Linked DNA regions of Homo sapiens: region 1 is linked to region 2. The links are chromatin loops, found by intact Hi-C in ENCODE. Cell type or tissue: dorsolateral prefrontal cortex. All regions are shown on one strand.

Region 1 (8,000 bases), 62 kb before region 2:
AAATGATTTGTTCTCATTTTTCACAGTTTTACAGTAATTATCATCAGTGTTAGTGTTGACAGTTTTCCCTGATATTAGGAACTGCTTTGTCAATCTTATTATTACCCATAGACTTTTAAAAAGACCATCGTTCAAATCTAGATGGAGAAAGAGAGAGCGAGCTTTATTATGCTTTCAAATGGACCGTTTCCGCATGTCCCCAGGTCAAAATTACAAGTGCTGCACTCTCTTCTTGTCATTCATCAATCCATTCATTCATTTACTCTCTTTCATTTAAAAAATGTTTATCATACTGTTTTTATATTAGTCATATGAGCAAACACCCTCCCTACTTTCACAAGTCTTTCATTTTAGTGGGAGAGATAAATATTGATTTAAAAAATCAAATTTATAACCACAAGCTGTGATACATGTTATTTAGAAAAATAGCTGATATTGTGAAAACATGCACTAGAAGAACCTGGCCTGATCTGAAAATCTCAGGAAGATCTGTATTTATTTTCTAGAGCTGCTGTAACAAATTACCACAAACTGGTGGCTTAAAACAACAGAAATGTATCCTCTCACAGTTCTGGAGGCCAGAAGTCTGAAACTGGGTGTCAGCAAGCTTGGTTCTTTCCGGAGCTCTAAGAAGACTATTCCGTCCTCTCTTCTAGCTTCTGGTAGTCACTGGCATTCCTTGATGTTTTTTGATTTGTAGACACAATGCCCCAATCTCTGCCTTCATTTTTACATGACATTCTCCCCTGGATATATCTGTATGTTTGTGTCTAAATTTTCCTTTTTAAAAGGACATCAGTCATCTTGATTACATTTGCAGAGACTCTATTTCCAAGTAAGGTGACATTCCTTGGTACTGGGAGTTAGGACTTAAACATATCTTTTGAGGGACGTGACTCAACCAACAACAGCTTCCTTGAGTCAATGACACTGGAGCTGAGATGATTAGAATCTATGGAAGACAGGACTTTGCAAAGGGAATGGGACAGGTAAAGTCTCCGAAACAGGAAGGACCATCCTGTTTAAAGACTTGAGAGAAGGACACAGAGACAAACACATGCACAGGGAAACACAGGAGCAAAAAGTCTCAAGGAGTCACCCACGGCGCTGCTTAACCGCTCCCATGCACAGACTCCCCTCCCATGAGGCGTGGACATCACATCGCCTTTGCTCCAGGTCTACCTCCACTGACCAGCCAGCACCCTCATGTGCCCTTGAGTCAAAAGAGAAGCAAACACTCCTCTCTTCTGGGCTAGACTTTAGGAGAGAAAGTCTATGTGGTAAAGAATCCTTCAGGGCCAAAGCTTGGGTTGTGCTATATGAACACAAGGTTCGGGAGAAGGCTTGGGTTAAATCCCAGCTTTGTGCAGCCTTGGGTAAGTGCATGATTCTGAGCCCCAGTTTTTTCATATAAAAGGTGAGGTGAGTATAGCGTCTGCATCGTATTCAAGTACTTTGTAAATTTCAACAATAAGGAGAAAGAATGCTACTTGGAATAGGGAAGATGAAAAATCCTTGGCCTTTTAAGCCTAGCATAGTTCATCCAAATTACTTCACAGTAACAGAAGGAGCTGGGTGGGGGATGGGGGGAAACTATTAATAGCATTCCCCAGTCTGTGTACCGTGGAGGAGGTGAGAAGGTTAATAGTAACAATAACATTTCATCTGTGCACAATGGAGAGGGTGGGAGAACAAATATTAATCATTTTAATAATGGAATATGTTTACAGTGGTTTATGGGTAACAGTGTTTTCTCATATACAATCTTATGCAATGCTTGTGTCTCCTATCCCACTTTTAAAATAAAACTCATGTATCTGGGGGATGAGAGAGTTTTAAAATACCAACCTCCCTATCTGCTAGCACTTTGACTGGAGTAGTCCGTCACATTAACCAATCTTGAGAAGGCTGAATGAGTGGGTGAGATAACCCATGAGGAAAAGGAGACCAGAATAGAGCTTCAGGCACCTACCCCCAGGAAGGTGTTGGAGACAAGGGAGAGAGGAGAAATCCCATTTTCTCCCAGGACCCATCCTGTGTACCCAAAGGGTCTCAGCATTTCCAGCAACAGATCCAGGTATATAATTTGTCAGAGTTGTGGTCAAGGTTAGGTTTATCCAGCAGAGGGCCACACAGTATGCGTCATGCAATAGCCACGAAGCACTGGAGAAGGAGCTACACACTCACCTGAGACACATTCCCCAGAGGGTTTGCAATGAACCATGTGAGGCATCCAGGAAGACTTTTTGATCCCTCAGTGAGATGGACCCTGTTACCTCATATATCTTTCCAAAATGTTTTTATGCATGTATGTACCTATAGGTCCACATAGATGTGTGTGCATATGTGCATATATATATATATATATATATATATATATATATATATATATATAATCTCTTTAGTTTTTTACATGAATGACATTATACTTTGGACTTCATTCGTCATCTTGCTCTTTAAATGTTTTGAGGTGCAACTAGCCTCATTGGTTCATGTAGATCTTCCTATGTGTTTTTAAACTATTGCATAGTAATTTATAGACTGGACATACCACTTTATTATGCTGGTCCCTTTTTTATTTTTGTTTTTTAAGCTTTTTTTAGGGACAGGGTCTCAATCTGTCACCCAGGCTGGAGTGCAGTGGTGCCATAATAGCTCACTGCACCCTCAACCTTCTGGGCTCAAGTGATTCTACCACCTTAGCCTCCCAAACACCATGCCTAACAATTTTTGTTTGTTTGTTTGTTTGTGGAAACAGGGTTTCACAATGTTGCCTAGGCTGGTCTCAAACCTGTGGTCTCAAGCGATCCCCTCGCCTCAGCCTCCAAAAATGCTGGGATTACTGGTGTGAGCCACTGTGTCCAGCCCAAGCTGTTCCCCTTTACATGGACAGTGCATTGTTTCTAATTTTTCACTATGACAGTGTTGCACAGGTGTGGGCTAGATCGTCATGAAGTCTCTCATTATTACCTTTTAACATACTATGTAACTTACATAGTTATCTTGCTGATTTTTGTTTCACTCTGCTAGAGTATAAACTCCAGGAAAGCAAGGATGTTTGTTTATTCTATCCTCAGCTCTATCTCCAGCCCCTAAAACTGTGTATGCAGTGAATATTCATTGAACAAATGTGCTATAGCCATATTCTGCAGCCACATATAGTTATGGTGTAACTATTATCCTCTTAATAGGAGGACAGCTCTCTGAGGGCATGGACACCCTCAGAGTGTTTTAGCTGCAGTGCCTGGCACAATGCCCTGCTTAGAGTGAGAGCTTTATACATTTTAGGAACAAACAGTAACGTGTACTGTTTAATACATCATCAGATCAACGTGGCTCTGCATCTCAGCTCAACTTACTGATCCCATGATTCTGATGAAACATCCACCCAAAAAGGATTACCATCAGCTTGCATCTAGTCCTATCACCACCTCCCTTGCTTCCACTCTCTAAGCCGCTACCATCTCCAAGCTGGATTTTTGCAGTGACCTCCAAACCAGTCCGCTTAATTCCACCCTTATGCTCAGTCTTCTCCTTTTACTAGAGCAGTCAGAGTAAAATGTTAAAAGCTAAGTCAGATCAGGGCACTGCCCCTCTCAACTCCTCCTGTGGCTTCCTACCCACTCTGAGTAAAAGCTTAAATCAATGCAAAATGGCCTAAAAAGCACAGCATGGTCTGCACACACTGCCCTCCCATTACTGTCTGCCCTCTCTTTGGCTGCTGTCCTAGCTCACTCATTCCTCCAGCCTCCCCGGCTCCCTGAAGTTCCTGGAACTTGGACGTCTGTGCTCACTGTGGAGCTCTTGTACTATTTCCTCACTACCCTGGCACGCTTTCCCCCCCAGGCATCAGCCTTTAATCAAATAGCAACTACTTAGGCTTTCTCAGATCTAAAATCACAACACCACCTGGATCCTTCCTGTCGACCTCTGTTCTGTATTATTTTTTCCCATAACACATTATTATTATAATCTAGCACAGTATATTTACTTAGCATGCTTATTATGTGGGTCTCCAACTAACATAGCAGCTCCATGAGCCAACGATGTATGTCTGTTTTATTTATTCACTGCTGTATCTTCCATACCAAGTACAGTGCTTGGCAGCTATGCAGCATTCAATACATATTTGTTGAAGAAGCTGATTTTAGAACAGAGCACTTATTTGACACATACCATGTGAAACGCTTTACCGGCCTTATTCCATGTATCTTTTGCCACCATCCTTTAAGGGTGGGACTATAGTGATGCGGTTGAGAGAATGGGCCCTAGAGTCTAACAGCTTAGATTAAATCCTATCTCCATTGCTTACCAACACTGAGCAGAAGGTCAATTATTTATCTTCACTAAGTCTCTGTTATGTGAATGATTAAAAGGGAAATATTAATGACTATTATTTATTATTATTAGTTGCATTTAATCAGACTCTATGAAGCAACCAGTGCAACATCATAAGAAGTTTTTCAACCACAACCCTAGATCTAGGCACCAAATCCCCTTTTATTTAATTATCTATCTCATGTGATCATTTTACAATGCAATAGCTATGTTGTGCATACGGTTTTGCAGGATTAAAGCACTCCCTTGCCTGAACCCTATTTCACATAGGAAAAATATTAACTGCTAGTTTATAACCACCCTAAAAAATGGGATTTCTAAGTGAAAAGCCCTAAGCGATTAATTCAATCAGTGCTCAGAACATTATGACAATGAATGATACATAGCCTTGTGTTAAATCTTCATAATGCTCTGGACAGCAAATGTGTTTAGTGGCCTTACACTTTGACTTCTATAGAACAGGACTTCTTTGTAAGTCATCTGAGAGTTCTAAAGGCAATAATAGATATGAAAAAGAGTGTTGTGTTTCTGGTCCTAAGAGAAAGACAAGGACCATGCAGCGGTTAAAACAAATGTTTTGGAATCAGGCTGAAGTGATTTTAAATTTTGTCAGACACATCAAAGGCTCTCAAAAAACATTAACTGAGTCAATGAATGGGTCCTACGCATACAAGTTGCATGACATTGGGCAAATTTAAAAGTCTTCATTTTGTGTTTTATGTAACTGCAAAATGATACCTACTTCATGAATTTGTTTTAATGAGTTAATACATGTACAGTGGTAAATACTGTGCTTGGCATGTAGAAAGATTGCAATAGAGTTATTATTAAATAGCTTATTTCCATTCTGCAGTTGAGAAAATAGAATTGTCTTCTCCCAAATTAAATGTTTTACCTGTCGTGTGAAGGGTAAGAATAGACCAGTTTTAATATCAGATATAAAAATGAGCCCTTTCTAAATTCTCTCCTCCTTCTGCATGTTACCTGCAACTCCAAGCTAATCAATAGTCTTGATACATCCATAATTCTTACCAAATTTTCTTACATAATATTTACTCAATTCTTCTTTATTGCCAGGACCACAGGGCAAATCCTCTCTCATCTTTCAAGACTCAGTTTAGCCATCCCTTCTGTTAGACACACTCTCTGTCTTTCCCAGGGAGTTGGAGCTCCTCCTCTGAGTACCAGTAGTGCCTCGTTTGCTTCTCTGTTTCAGCACTCATTACATCTTCAGGCCTGCAGTTCATTATTTACATGTTGGTCTCTCCCAGTGGGGAAGAGTTGTAGAGAGGATTCATAAATCATACGTTCAAGGCTGGAAGATGACTTTTAACACTCACCTCAGAGCATTAAAAAGATAATGCATGTAAATAGATTTGCACAGTGACCAGCAGTAGTAAATGGTCAATAATGACAATTATGATGATGATTAGCAGTAGTAGTAGTAGTATTCATCTGTCACAGTAGGAGGTGAGTAAGTGGATGAAGAACAGTAATTATCTTTACAAGTGCTATGATGATCTAGAATATTATAGGCCAGGACTCCAGGGCTTTGGAATATCAAAGATTGCTTACTATACAAAAAGAAAACAATGGCTCCCAGAATCTTCTGAGATTTTAAGATATATAAGAAAAAATTATGAGCCCTGGAGATTTGTTTTTCCTAATAAGTTGTCTATAGAAATAGCTTAAAACTTAAAATGAGAAATTATAATTCCTAGTTTCATGTGCCAGGTAATAAAGAAAATGCTGGGAGGAAAATGTGTTTCTCAAATATAAATTTCTTACATTTGGAAATATATTGCTCAATTTTTAAGTATATAAATACAATTAATATACTACAGAGTTTAATGTGGATAAAACATCATTAGGTTTACTCAATGGTAAGTGACACTTCATGCTGTAGTCATCTGTGCTTTGGAAGAACAACATTAAAATTTTGCGGGTTTAAGGAATTCTTTACTCTTGCCAATGATAAGTTCATTTTGGCTCCATTCAGGTACCCCTTCAGCAAACATTTTAGAGTTTCTACTATGAGGCACTGTGCTAAGCACTGCGGATACAGTGGTGAACAGGCCCAGGGAAATCCCTGCTTCTATAGAGCAAATATGTGATAGAGACATTGAAGGGAAAAAAGTGAACATTATAGGGTATCCAATTTATTTCCTTGAGTGATTTGTACCCGTGAGTTTGGTAAGATATGCGTGAGAGAGGCTGGCTTCCCCAAGAAAGGTAGATTTGATGGAAAACAGTGCCCCCCCACCAACACTGATTTCCAAAAAAACGATTTATTCAAGTTCCAATCTAACTGACTGCACAGTCCCTTCATGAAAAGAGACTGGCATACATTCAGAAGTTTGTTCTGGCCTTGTTGATTCCAATTAAGTCAGGTTTTGCAGCGTGGACAATTGTGCTGTGACTCGCTGTGACTAATGGCTGGTTCTCTGTTCAATGAAGAGGAGAGGCACTTTAGAGCCCAAAGCATTTCAGATTAGGAACAAGGTCCCTATGTTTGCATTAATTCCAGCTTTTCATGATGTTATGCCAAAAGCATGGCCATTGTGTTCCAGCCTCACTCCTAGCTTCAGCTGGTTGTCTACCTTATTTTCCCTTTGCTCCACTTGTCCTCACTGAATTCTGTGTTTTGCTTCCCACCATATCCGCCACCCTGCGCTATGCCAGAAACATTATTTTATTCTGATTATAGAAGCTATACAATTATAGAAACCTTAAGGAAAAGAAAAGCCTCAATTATTTTAAATTAAGATCTCTGATCATCTGCCATTCAAAAAAAATTACTGCTATTTGAACACCTATCTTTATATATATAAACATATATGCTATCTACTTCATTTTAAATGCCTTACATCACATTATGTTGAAGTTTATTTCTATAAAGTGCTTAGAAATTGCTTTCAAATAAGTTGTGGAATAAATTTTTTAAGTAGGTAAATCAATAAATAGTAAGAAGATGGTACTGCTTTCCCTCAAATATGATTTCTGTAAAAACAAACTGAAGTATTTCTAGTACAGTATTTCTGGTACAGTTGGGCTTATAGGCTCCGGAGTAAGGCTAGCCATGTTATTATGCACTGCCTTTGCTATTTACCACCTACAATTTTGCACAATCTATATTTCTTCTTTGAGCTTCTTTTTCCTTAATATAATAGTTAATATAGATCATTTACTGTAGTGCCTAGCTTATACTAAGCCCCCTGAAAATATTAGCTTTTCTTATTTTGAAACACATGGGTGACTTCTTTGATCTTACTGAGTTCATTGATGTTACCTACATTCTTCCAATGTCCCTTACTGAGAGTTGGGTATCATCTTCAACCTTTCCTTCTCTCTTTGACTATTGCCTAGTAATGAGCACATTATACAGACTTTTTCTGCATTACATACTAGCTTGAGAGAAGCACTAAGAAGCTTCAGGCTCAAACACATTCTAATTATGTCTTTTGCTAGCACTGTGACTTTGCGTAAGGGATTGACCTCCTATTAACTCAAGTTATAGGGAAATAATAACTCCATGTATCTCATAATCTTGTTTTAAGTATGAAATGGAAGGATGCACAAAAATTGCTGCATTGTACAGTGGTCAGCACACACTAAGTGCTCTCTAAAGAGAAGATGTGGAATGATGAAGAAAATGATAATGG
Region 2 (8,000 bases):
TTTTATGTTTGTAGAAATTAGAAAAACTGGGAATTGGAAAAGGGGAGGTTACTTACGACTATTTTGTCTTTCAGTCACTGGATGTCATCATTTTGATACAAACTATGTAGGAATTGAAAATAGTCACTTCTACTAGAAAATTAACAGAATGTTTTTTAATGTGTGACAGATATACAAATGATAACAGAAGAAACAGAGGCATCCATGATTATTTAGAACAGAGTCATATGAAGAAAGACGCTGCATCAAAATTAGCCTTAATTACCTGGGAGAAATGTGAATTCGATTTAATACTTCAAGAAATATATTTCAAGTCTGCCAGATAGAAAAGTTTGAGTCCCTTTGTTGAGCCATTCTAGGTGCTATGGAATTCATAATTATGGAATTGCAGAGTTAGAAAAGGTTTGAAGTCATCTAGTCCAACATCTCTTTTGATGTGTTTAATTTAGGGAGGATTCCTCTTTTGGAAGGGCTTAGGGTTTATAACAGGTTGCATATTAAATAGAATATAATTATCTTTTTAGTGCTACTGGATATATTTTAAGTATTAGAGTTGAATTGAGGTAGCTCTTCCCCCGGGGAAATATATTGTCCTTCAGTGAAATCACATTGTGAATATCTGTTCCTGGGGTAAAGCTGGGATGCTGCCTGCTATTCCTGGTCTCTCCTTACCTTCTGCATGGCCCTTCCTGCTCCCACTCTGAGCTGCCAAATATACTTGCTTCAGTTGCCTTCTCTGTACTTATGAGATTGAGCTAGACTTTCCCTTTCCTGGTGGTAGGGCTCTACTATACTGCTGTTTGAACATGAGAAAGAGGAGAACATAGTACTAATACGGTAAAAAGTGGAGAAAACTTTGGTGGTAATATTGTGTTTCCTTGCCTTCCATCTTAAACCATTGTCCTGGTGTTTAAACTTCTGGCCTTCCTGGGTGGCATGGTAATTTGTCAACCAAAGCAATTTTTGGATTTCACTGTAATTAAATGAAAAGAATTTACTTTGCCTTTTCCTTCGATGCATTTTTTCTCAGATAAATCACAAACAACCTAATCCAATGAACTCTTTCGAATGGAGTTCAGCTGCTTCAAACTGACTCAAGGAACAGGGTAAAAATAAGATAGATGAAATTAATGCTAACCACCTTTAAAAAAATGGTACTGCACTATAGTTTTCTACATGGCAGTCAAAATTCAATCAGGTCAGAATTTTGCTAATTAGAATAAAATTGGTTGATTCTTTATATTTATTACCTATTACTTTTTTATACCTGAAAGCCTATCACAATTGAAAAAAAAAAGATTTGGCAGTCATGAGAAGAAAGTTAATGAGAATATTCCAAGTCTTTTACTACATGCTAGACTCTTTCATACACAGTCTGTTTATCCTGAAGATCAGCTCAGCCTATGAAGTAGGAATTTATTATCTCCATTTTGCAACTAGCAAAATTAAGAATGATCTGTTAAGTACCTGACCCAAGTTCACACAGCATGTAAGAAGCAAAATTGAAACTTAAAACTAGGTGTGCCAGATTGAAAACATCCCAAGGAAGTTCAGGCCCTAAAATGTCTTCCTCTAACTTCATGTTCAGGCACTGATGGAATAGGAGGCCACATTTGTCTTTGACATGAGTTTCTGCTTGATTTTGCAGGATGTGAACATCCCTGATCTCATAAAGCAGCTTGATATCTTGGGTGATAATGGGGTAAGTAAAGAATTGATTTAGTATAGATATGAATTTGCCTAAACAGAGGCAAGAGATACTTAACAATGCATCATGTGTAAAGTAAGAGCAAGTGAGATGCCATTTCACTTAAGGATGTTGCTCCTTGGGAAGAATATACAATTTATCAAACAACTTGGCTAAGGGGTTGTAAGGATCTCTGGAAGGTAGTAGCAGAAATGAGACCTGGTAAAGTGCTTTTTGCGGGCAGGTTTCAGGTTTGAATGTCGACCACATCTCCAATAAGTAAAGCTAATTATTGTCTGACTCTAGCTCAAAGGCATCCAGTGTGAAATTAATCAGTCACGCATTTGCAAAGGCTGCTAAATACTAGGGTTGTTGGCAGTGCCATAAAAATGGACCAGGAGGCTATAATGCATTTTCTTTCCGAAAACATCTTCCAGACAGGGTCAAGGCACATTAATTCAGTGGGAGGACCATTTATTGTGATACTATGTGATTGGTGCTTGTAGGTTGAAAGAATCACCGTTTTTCCCTTGAAAAATTATCAAAGGAGAGAACAGAATTAGTAAAATTACATCAAAACTTCTATGAAGAGACTGTTTTTTATTCCATTTTGGTTTCTGTTTTTCTCATAACATGACTATTAATAAAGTATGCCTCCAGTGACACAAAATCAAATCGGTGTTAAGGAGATATTTAAAAAATCACGTTTAATATACTTCTTCCGGGTTTTGATTAACTCTTTGTTCAGAATTATTACTAAACAGAATAGGAATTTGTTAAGTTTCTATACAGGCTTATACAGAATGCTCTGTAGCAGTCAGTCAGACAGTATTTTCTTTGGGGTAAATAATGTCAGTATGTTCAGCTGACGGCCTTTCTTATTTTTTACAGAATTTAAGAAATGAAGAACAAGTGGCCATAATTCAGGCCAGCACTGTGCTGTCCCTGGCAGAGAAGGTAATGAGCCGTACAAACATTTCAAATCATCTCGGTGTCTGGCTTAATACTGAACGAGCAGACTAGGGTGTGAAGGACATTCCCTCTGCACATGACTGTGTGTGAATACCTAATACACATTTTATTTTTAAGGGTAGTACAACCCAGATAGAATGAGAACACCCAAACGAAAAGTCTATACACTGATTTGGGATGGGTGGCTAATTTTTGCTTTGAAGTTCCTTAAAAATATATATAATTTTTTAAAAACAGAAAACCTTCTAGATTACATTATTTACACAATCCCTACCAAGCTGGGAAACCACAAAGAAGAATTCTGCGGGGCGATGATAAACTGGAGCATTGCTCTTATCATAGACTTATCCTGGGGTGTGTACCTACCATTGCTCCCAACTGATCCTGTGGCTTAGTAGGGGCTCATTGCCTTCTCATTCAGAAAGTCCGACATAGAGACTGTCAGGAGAAAATCAACACTGACTGAGCTCTGGCTCCACCTTGTGTCTAAACCTGGTAAATGGCCAGATAAATTGGTGTATTCAGAGTACCTCATGAATCAATGCATAAAGCCTGGCTGGATGGTATGTACCTATAGTCCTAGCTACTTTGGAGGCTGAGGGAGGAGGCTCACTTGAGCCCAAGAATTTGGGGCTATAGTGTACTATGATCATGCCTGTGAGTAACCACTGTACTTCAGCCTAGGCAACATAGTGAGACTCCATCTCCTTTAAAAAAAAAAAAAAAGTACCAGTAAATACTTGAGAGTCATGTGCACATGGTTGGATAAAATGAGAGCAAGCAATCAGCTCTCTCCAATCTGAAATGAGGGAATTCTACGGGCCAAATAACAGTTAAGTTACTCAAACAAAAGAATGAAATAAAAAACAGGGAGAACAAAGAACTATAGCTATGAAATAAAAAGACACTTAACCAGGTGTTTTTTAAAAAGGACATTTTGTTGACAACTGGAGAAATTTAATGTGGACTGGGTATCAGATGACAAAAGTAATTAATGTTAATTTTGTAAAGTGTACCAATAACCTTGTGGGTTTTTTTTTTTTTTTTTTTTTTTTTTACAGAAAGGCTTTATCTGTTAGAGATACACATTGAAGTATTTACATGTGAAATAAAATGAAAGCTGGAATTTTTTCTTTTAAAAAAACTTACTTCCTACACAGTTTAATTACAGACCTAATCACTTTCTCTGATCCCTCCCCAGCAAATGCCTCATTATCTCTAACAGAAGGTCCAAATTTAGAATTTGGCATACAGACCCTCTGGGATTTGAGTCTTATCTACCTATTTCTCTAGTGTCTCCTCTCCCTTCTCTCCCTCCATTCTCTCTCTCTTTCTCTCTCCATTCTCCACTCTTGGTCCTTTACACTGATCTTTTTACCTGGAAGATAGTCCCATCTTGCCTTTCTACCTCTGCCTGGCTAAATCTTGAGCATCAGACTTCCCCATAATGAGGAGGCCTGCCTGTTCATCCAAGCCCCCTTAGGTGTTCCTGCTCTATGTTCCCACAGTGGCCTGTGCTACTGCTCCCATGGCTTTTGACAATTGCATTACACTGTCCATTTGCATTTGTCATATGGCCCCATCTAACTACCACTAGACTCTAAGGCCCATGAGGACAAATAGTTGTGTCTCTCCACTCCCCACCCCCTGTTTTTTGCCCTAGCTTTTCACACTAGTCCAGCACATGTAGTAAGTCATGAATAAATGTTAACTGAAGGAGCAAAGGTGTGAATTTGTGAATGCTCATAAGACACCATTTCAGTGACAACACAAAGATGAAAAAAACACAGTCTGTGCCTCCAGTGCTGCTATCATCTGGCAATGATAGCAAGAGAGCCTTATTCAGCTGGAATCATGAAGGGCTGCAATTCTTTACTGCAAGAAAAAATCGCCTGGGTTTAGGGCTACAAACAAAACATGGGCTGATTCTATGGAAGATGAGGATTGAGGAGGTGAAAGAAAGGAAATACAGCCTTGTGTGTCTCACATTTACTGAGACTGATGGGAGAAATATCTTCTGCTCCCTGCCCTGTGTGGGTGCAGTACAACTGTACTTATCAGAACCAACAACTGTGCTTATCAGAACCAAGACTTGCGCAGTGCTCCTTTTGAGATAGGCACTTTCTAACTGCTGGAGACTAGGTACTAGTGTGACCTTTATTTCACACAAGGAATCTGAAGCACAAAAAAGGTAGATAACTGCCTAAGGTCACACAGCCTGAAGTTGATGGAGTCAGGATTCACACCCAAGGAGTCTGGTTCTAAAGCCCATGATCTTACGTCTTGCACCAAACTCCTCCTCCTGTGGGAAATAGGCTTTGCAGACCCCATGGGAGCTGGGCTGTCGGAGCTGAGGCAAATTAGCCCATGCCTCTGCTTACTTTTTTTGCAAGAAAGGTATAGGGACCAGTTGAACAAATACAGGGTGATGACTCTGTGCTTAGCACTGTGGTAGAAAGCTAGGAACCAGATGAACAAGACACAAGCCTTCCCTAAAGTGCTCATGGTCTGTTCAGCTGCCTTTTGTGCAGACTTTTGCAAAGCACAGATTAAATTTATCTCTTGTCTGTGGGATTCACAGATAAAAGTTTCTACATCCAAGTAATTCTAAACAACAACAATGAATGTCTTGAGACTACCAATTTGAATAGCACTCTGTTATATGGGAGTATGATCTTTAGCCAGAATTTGAGCCTAGACAAAATTCCAACAAGCAAACCCAGTTGTCACTTTGTATTAAAAATAATGGCAGTGACCTTGAGTGAGAACATATTAGGGGCTGGATACTGCACTCAATGCCATAAGTACATTATGTACTTATGTACTGTTCCTTACAACCATTCTACAGCTGTCACTATTTTTTAATTTGTATAAATTTACGGAGTACAGGTATACTTTTATTACATGGATACATGGTGTAGTGGTGAAGTCTTGGCTGTTAGTGTATCCACCGCCCAAATAATGTACATTGGGGTACCATTGTTTTTATTTTATACATGAGGAAACTGAGGCTTGGGATATTCAGTAACTTGTCCTGGATTACACAAGTAGGAAGGAACAGCAACCAACACACAAATCTATATCTAATGCTCATGATATAATGACTTTAGTTCACAGTACTCTTAAAAACATGATTTTAAAAAATATGTTTCTTGATAACAAATGGACAGCAAGCAAGATGAAGGATTTTAGGTTTTGGATGGGTACAATTGCAATATGAGTCTATTTACACAAAACCCATGATTGACAGAAATTTGTTTCAAGGGGAAACCATGTGTATGTGCAAAGAACTTAGCACCTCTCCAGTCTCGGCATGCCTCTTTTCTTTCACCATGTTCCCCACAGCCAAGGAGTGGTTGAACATGGTATCCCCTTGTAAGTATCAAGGCTGTTGTGTATAAAAGTCTCGCTGTGCTGCATAATTTATCACAGGTAACCTAGAAAGAACTATCTGGGGCTGGGCGCAGTGGCTCACGCCTGTAATCCTAGCACTTTGGGAGGTCGAGGTGGCTGGATTGCCTGAGCTCAGGAGTTCAAGACCAGCCTGGGGAACACGGTGAAACCCCGTCTCTACTAAAAATACAAAAACTTAGCCAGGCATGGAGGCGTGCACCTATAATCCCAGCTACTTGGGAGGCTGAGGCTGGAGAATCGCTTGAACCTGGAGGCGGAGGTTGCAGTGAGCCAAGATCGTGCCATTGCACTCCAGCCTGGGTGACAGAGTGAAACTTTGTCTCAAAAAATAATAATAAATAAATAAATAAATAAATAGTACCTTGTAGTGAGATACCACTAGTACATCCAATACACAATGGATACTGCCTCATGTTTTTTACTTCCTTAATCTTTACTTATTGTTAATCCCATTTGACAGACAAGAAACTTGAGACTTAGAGAAATCAGGTAACCTTTCCATGCCACCCACCCATGAAAAGCTGGAATTGAAATTACGGCCAAGGTAGTCTGTCTTCAGAACCCACTTAATTATTATGCCCAATTGCTTCCCTAAAATATAAGCTGACATTTAACTTGCTAGAGATTCATTATAATAATTTGTTCTATAAAAACCTGTATATGGTAGGGTCACATTATTCAAAGTCTGCATTCAGAGTGTTTATCAATGCTAACATAAATATCATATATTCTGAGTACTGGGAAAGATAAGTTTTTATGTGATTTAGAACACCTCCACTTCACAAAAATAATTCTTCCCCACTTTGCTGTAATCAGTTTTATATACTGAAAAATTACCGTTGTCCCAATTCTCCAGTGTACCTGGCCTTCTTTCTCTCATCCTGCTTCCTCCAACAATAGAGCTATTGGACATGTTGTCCCTTCCACTTGGAACTTCCTCTTCATTTTTTCCCAGTCATCTCTCACCCATTCTTTGGACCCCAGTGCAATTATCACTCACAAGAAAGCCTCCTATGGTGTTCTCCAATAAGGGCAGGAGTCTTGTTGATCTGGTTCACCACTGCAGCCCTAGGACCTGGTACAGCACCTGACACTTGCTAGTCATCCATAAATGCATTTGCTGAATGGGTGAATGAATGAATACAAGGAAGACTGTAGTCTTGTTTCTGAACTATGAGATAAAAATGTGGGTCAGGCACGGTGGCTCGCACCTATAATCACAGCACTTTGGGAGGCTGAGGCAGGTGGATCATGAGGTCAAGAGTTCAAGACCAGCCTGGCCAAGATGGTGAAACCCCGTCTCTACTAAAAATACAAAAATTAGCCAGGCGTGGTGGCAGGCGCCTGTAATCCCAGCTACTCGGGAGGCTGAGGCAGAGAATTGCTTGAAAGCAGGAGGCGGAGGTTGCAGGAGCCGAGATAACGTCACTGCACTCCAGCCTGGGCAACGGAGCGAGATTCCGTTTCAAAAACAAAACAAACAAACAAGCAAAAAAAGGTGTTGTTTTTGCTTCAGTTCTCAGTCTTCTTCCTGAGATATAAGGGGAGGAGACGGAGCACCTCATGGGGGCACACAGATATACACCATATCAAGCAGCCATGTCAAACACTTTTGTCTTGTTAACCCCTTAGTGGATCCAGCAGATTGAAGGAGCTGAGGCTGCCCTACACCAGAAAATGATGGAATTGGAAAGTGACATGGTAAGTACAAGATGAGATATTGTAAAAATTAAGAAAAACTTACAAGGCAAATGGAAAATTAAAGTTGCCTCTACCAGTTTTATCTGGCACTGATGAAAGTTTGTCATCTTTCCATTATTATTTTATGTACAGAAGATGGAAAAAAAATTACCAGAAGTACCAAACAATTTCAGGCTATATTCTCCCCCCAAAAAATGTTAGTTTTTGGAAAATATCCAAAACTAAT

The links. Hi-C counts contacts between places; a loop is a spot of excess contacts. Peaks named below come from ENCODE experiments on the same cell type or tissue, not always from the same donor. Only the 100,000 strongest peaks of a DNase experiment are listed, where the experiment ranks them.
Region 1: a loop joins it to region 2, with 3 times the contacts of the local background. A loop is called at or near these places in 15 of 110 quality-filtered maps.

What each region holds. Positions count from the first base shown.
Region 1 is chr5:147,684,935-147,692,934 of GRCh38, reverse strand. All of the region lies in intron 1 of JAKMIP2 (janus kinase and microtubule interacting protein 2), which reads left to right. Among named protein-coding and RNA genes, the nearest start is that of JAKMIP2, 94 kb to the left of the region's middle. In dorsolateral prefrontal cortex, no CTCF peak of the experiment used is centred here; a DNase peak (open chromatin) is centred at 3,764; H3K27ac peaks cover 1,200 bases.
Region 2 is chr5:147,623,395-147,631,394 of GRCh38, reverse strand. It overlaps JAKMIP2 (janus kinase and microtubule interacting protein 2), which reads left to right. Exons shown (of 22, transcript NM_001270941.2): 15 at 1,649-1,702; 16 at 2,579-2,644; 17 at 7,706-7,774. All of the region lies in intron 3 of JAKMIP2-AS1 (JAKMIP2 antisense RNA 1), which reads right to left. Among named protein-coding and RNA genes, the nearest start is that of JAKMIP2-AS1, 67 kb to the right of the region's middle. In dorsolateral prefrontal cortex, CTCF peaks have their summits at 2,929 and 3,136 (motif pointing left); a DNase peak (open chromatin) is centred at 3,134; H3K27ac peaks cover 418 bases.